2 separate regions of the Mus musculus genome follow, and region 1 is linked to region 2. A link is a loop called in an ENCODE intact Hi-C map of the cell type or tissue named here. Cell type or tissue: gastrocnemius. All regions are shown on one strand.

Region 1 (2,500 bases), 440 kb before region 2:
GTAAACAAATATAGTACCATTACTGCATTTGAAGCATACTGTTTTTCCATTAATACATAAAGGAAAAGGTTGAACGAGAGCCAGTTGACTGCAACCCGTTCCTAAAGAATGTGATCGCGCTTTCCCTGCAAATGAACGATTTGGAGCTGTTAGTGTGGTCAAGTTGCAGAACAGTCTGAGGACCAAACTGGTTAGCATTGGCTTAGAAGCCTGGTGTGTCGTACATTTTTGCTGGCTAATAGATTGTTCTTTGTGAAATTTCAGCTTTGCTGCCACTCTGTAAGAAATCATTTATATTTTGTAATACATTGTACTTTTAAAATTCCCAAGTCTATTGACTGAGAAGCATCCTTAGCTTTAGGAACCAGCGACTTCCTCAGATTTTGTTGTCATTTGGCATAGAGTTGTGTCCTGTTTTCAAAGCATCCAAGGATTTAGTTGTGAAACGAAGCTCTTCTCAGAGACACTGCAGCATGCTTGCTGTGGCCGTGCTTTAGGATTTCTTCTATGGTTCTCTTTTGTATTTGCCTGGGATAATGACAAATGTAATGTTAAATATAAATGGCTTGAGGTTATGTTTTAATTTCCTAAATGACTGGATAAACAGTTGAGGACCAAAATGATATGTGTGCAGTTACTGACTCCATGTCCCCTTTAGAAGTCACACAGGATTATTTTTGATTTTTTTTAAAGTATATTTACGTTGTCCCCAAAGTAAAATGCCTTGAGTGTTAGGGTATCTGGCTTACTGAAAATGGTATTTTTAGAAGCTGGGTTAAAACAAGTGCCCTTTTTTCCTCTTCTCCAGTAAAGGTCAAATAGCAGCTCCTGTCAGTTTTTTCAGTCAGGAAGTTAAACATTACTCTGTGTGTGTGTGTGTGTGTGTGTGTGTGTGTGTGTGTGTGTGTGTGTGTGTGTGTGTAACCCTTGTTTAACCTAGCGTGAATCCCATCTCCCCACCCACAATCATATTGCAGGCATAGTTAAAAATAGTAATTACAGAAAAGGGTTTCTTAAAGCTGTATTTTGGTGTGTTCAATACATTGTGTTTTGGTCTTAAACGAGTTTTTCCAAACCAATTCGTAGTTGCAGTATACACTAACTTACATTAAGGTTTTTGAAAGTCAACACTTTTTAAAGCTCGAAATTTGTTTTAAAGAAGGATGAAGGGGGCGGGGGGGGTGTTGGGAGTAGTTAGTAACTAAATCATGGGGCTTGTTTTTAAAGATATCGGTGTGGAAACTGCTTAGTTCCATTTGAAGAAGTTCTGGTATTGATGGACAGCATTGTAAGAAGAGACGTGGTTAATTTTTGCTGGGCCATGGGCTGTACATGGGACTGTGCCTTCCACCTACTTTGTTCTCTCTGATAACGGGCATCTTAAGCAAGTGGTTTTCGACTTGGGAATATCTGGATCCTTAAGATTTGATCCTGTAACCGGTAGGCTTGTTCTGAAGTACGGAGAGGCAAAAGTGGGCGCTAGTGGGCGCTGTGGATCCGTAGAAGTCACAGCCGTGGTTCAGTTTTTCAAAATCGGTCTTGGGCAAGCAACCGAGTATCACAACTGCCACTTCTCTGACTGATAGTTGTCCGGGTCACACCTAACTTCCTGGCCACTGTGGGGTCGCGGGGTGTCCCGGGAGCTAGTGAAGAAAAGTCCTCCCAGACGTTGGTAGTGGAGCTTTGGAGGCGCTGTTCTTGCGGGGAGAGGACCGGAAAGGGAGCGGGCGCACGGAGTTGGGTCTCGGGGTCGGGAAGGGCGGCAGACTGGCTCGCACTGCCGGTGGGCTGCTAAGGCTCTCAGCCTCGTGAGAGTCTGATTTGAGTTGCGTCGGACCGGGCCGGAACACTTGGTGCCAGAATCAAGTTAGAAGGCCCTCAGTTAATGGCTCAGAGGGATCCGCCAAGTACCAGGGCGCCATACGCGCGAGGGGCGGCAGGGAGCGAGCGCCACAAGGCGGAACGCTGCGTCCACCACGTCTCGCCCTATCCTAGCGAGGGCACTCGCCAGCACAGGCACTTGCCGGGCGAGGTGACCCTGCTGGTGCGAGTGGCTAAGAGGCGACCAACCCTGTGCCCGGCGCCCAGCGGGGCTCGTCCTGGGGGCGGGGCTCACCTGTCAGGGGCGCCCTACCTCTGGGTGCCCAGTGTCGGGTAGGGGGCGGCAGACTGACGGGAATGCTGCCCAATCAGCGCGCGCTCGCGGCGCGGCGAGCCAATGGGCTGCGTTTGACTGGGCGGGGCCCCGCGTTTATAGTGCTCTGACAGCGCGCCCGGCGCGCTGACTCTCCGCGGCGGGGACAGAGGCACCGGTCGGATCGCGGAGCTGCGCGCAGAGCGGGTCCTGGCGCCCTCCCCGCACACAAAGGCCCGCGCGCGTCAGACGCCTGCGGGGGTTCCAGTGCTCTCCTGACTGCTTAGTGGCCGCGAGTTGCGAGGATTCAGGAGGCGCCCTTTATCTCTGCGCTCCAGGACATGGAACCGCGCCGACGCGGCGCTC
Region 2 (2,500 bases):
CACACTTCAAACTAGGAGGTGTCTCTAAGGCTACTGACTACTGCATTCCAAAGTTCAAGGTAAGGAGGCAAAGCATCCTGGTTTTCCCGTGCTTAGGGTGTGGATTTGATGGTAAAGGTCCTAGTAGCATTTCCTTGAACTATCTGAGATAAAGGTACTGCGTTAGTAACATGAGGTATCTGCTTCATCCACAGGTGACCCACTTCTCACTGCTCTCTAGCCAGGGGCTAACACAATGGCAAAACCATTCCAGAGTCTCTATGTCATTTTTCCATAAATGTCCTATATGCACTAAAACTCCTCTTTACCAAATATTTTTACAAAGAAAGCTTTTACTTTTGCATATAACTAGAACTCAACTTGTATATGTGTTTGTATACTGTGTGTAAGTGCTTGAATATGTGCCTTGTTTTACAAGTTGATTGCAACAGGCACTTTAGAGAATGAACAACAGACACTCCTACTCCTTTGATACTGGTGTTCAAGTTTACTCTTGAGAAAGGAAGGTAGAGAGCTCTGTACTAATGTCACTTAATGTTATCAGTGAGGAGAGGAAGGTCAATGATTGTGTTGTACTTCATTCAGTTAAAGGGACTTGGGTATGAAAACAGAGACTAAGAGGAAGTAACTCAAGCTCCTTCATAGAAGTCAGGTGTGTACTGTTAAATATTTACAAACTAGACTCACCTCCTATGAGATAAACCCTTGACACATGGCATTCACCAATATCTGACTCTAGATAGACACTCTCACTTTGGTTGGTATAAGCAATCAACGTGACTTGAATTAGCTTGCAACATTTTCAGGTATTTAATTTAAGTAGCCTGCTGGTGGCTGATAGGAACACACAGTGTTTGAAGGGAGAGTCAGAAGCCATGGAAATAAATGTCCACTTGAAGCATTTCTGGAGCAAGAGATAATTGGTTCAAGTCCAAAGGCAGCTTGGGGCCAAAGTGCTGCCCTTCTCACTAGCCTGCTTAGAGCATGGTCTCTGTGGGGCAGTACTGCCTCCTAGAGGATCCCTCTTCCAGGGACGTCTGCAAGGGTAGTTTGTGTCTCCACATTGACCTGGGGGTAGGGTGGGGGTGGGGGTGGGAAAGGGTCCACAGTGATTATTGGATAAGGATCGAGAATAGAATACATATTGCTAAGACCACACTTGGCTGCACAACAGAAAGTTGTGTCAAATTTTGAAAACCTTCTTGTGGTTCATCAAATAATCTTCTAGGTTTGTTTGCTGTTGGTTTTCTCTTTAAGAATCTCCTTAAAAATTATTTGTGCGGAATCATGTCACTTTTCTTTCTTTTCTTTCTCCTTCCTTCCTTCCTTCCTTCCTTTCCTTTTCCTTTGCTTTGTCTTCACCTTTTGACAGGAACTTAATGATGGTTTAAGAATAAAACTATTGTGTAAATTGAGAGTTATTTGCACTTTGGGTTTCAAACTCTCACCAAATGGTACATTCACCCAAGTGAGCGATAGTAACAACATTTTAAGCAATCAAGCTTAACACCACACACCCGTATCTGATAGTGCTTATAACTGCTTCAGCGTTTGTGGTTCTGTTCAGAGCATGTAGATACCTATGTGTAGACACTTAGAATGCTTTATGCCTTCCAGCCCAAGAATCTAAATTAGAAACACACACTTCTCATTATTATAATCTATTACTTATTTCCTTTTTTATAGAGTATCATATACATATATATTTAAAAGTATTACTGATGTAAATGAGATCTGTCCTAGTTAGCTTTAACCATCAACTGGACATAGCTTAAGAGTCATATAAGAAGGGAGTTTCAAGTCTGTGAGGACTTCATCTTGATTGTTAATTGATGTAGGAATGTCCATCCCACTGTGGGTGGCACCTTCCCTCAGGTAGATGGCTCCAGGTAGTATAAGAAAGCTAGCTAAACATGGGTCTGCGAGTGAGCCAGCAAGCAGCATGCCTCTATGGTTTCTGTCACACTTCCATGACTGTGAGTTCCTTGGCTAGAGGTAATGCTTTGTGGAGTAGCAATCAGACCTGCCGTTAGTTCTTGCCCTGACTCCTCTTGACGACAGACTCTAGCCTGCAAGCTGACACAACCCCTTTCCTTTCCTAAGCTGATTTTGGTCAGAGAGTTTTATCTCAGCAACAGAAAAGCAAACTAGAACAGGGTCTATTGGGAATCAGTTTAGGCCGATCACAGCTGTACTGTAACAGCACTGCAGATATACACCAGAGGCACTGATACTCTGCTTCAAATCTGCCTGTACCGGTTGCCATCTGAGCTGATTATCTTGAAATCAAAGGGCTACTCAGGGGCAGCTCAGGGGACTGAACTAAAGGCTGTGCTCTCTGCTAAGTACAAAAGGCATCCAGAATTTAGGTGGTCTTATGTGAGCTCTTCCATTTCTTCATTTCTTCAGTGGAGTGACTCAGGTCACCCTGTTTGTGCAGATACATTTTAGTGTATTAATAGTTGGAGCCCAGATCACTATCATGAGAAGGGATGTTTTC

What was found. Peaks named below come from ENCODE experiments on the same cell type or tissue, not always from the same donor. Only the 100,000 strongest peaks of a DNase experiment are listed, where the experiment ranks them.
Region 1: it touches region 2 in a loop (3-fold over the local background); 17 of 42 quality-filtered maps call a loop at or near these places.

Annotation. Positions count from the first base shown.
Region 1 is chr8:8,661,023-8,663,522 of GRCm38, reverse strand. Efnb2 (ephrin B2) reads left to right here and starts at 2,281. Exons shown (of 5, transcript NM_010111.6): 1 at 2,281-2,500. In gastrocnemius, CTCF peaks have their summits at 1,493 and 2,003; DNase peaks (open chromatin) are centred at 1,503 and 2,207; H3K4me3 peaks cover 1,309 bases; H3K27ac peaks cover 1,618 bases.
Region 2 is chr8:8,223,783-8,226,282 of GRCm38, reverse strand. No RefSeq gene overlaps it. Among named protein-coding and RNA genes, the nearest start is that of Gm31401, 140 kb to the right of the region's middle. In gastrocnemius, a CTCF peak has its summit at 1,006; a DNase peak (open chromatin) is centred at 981.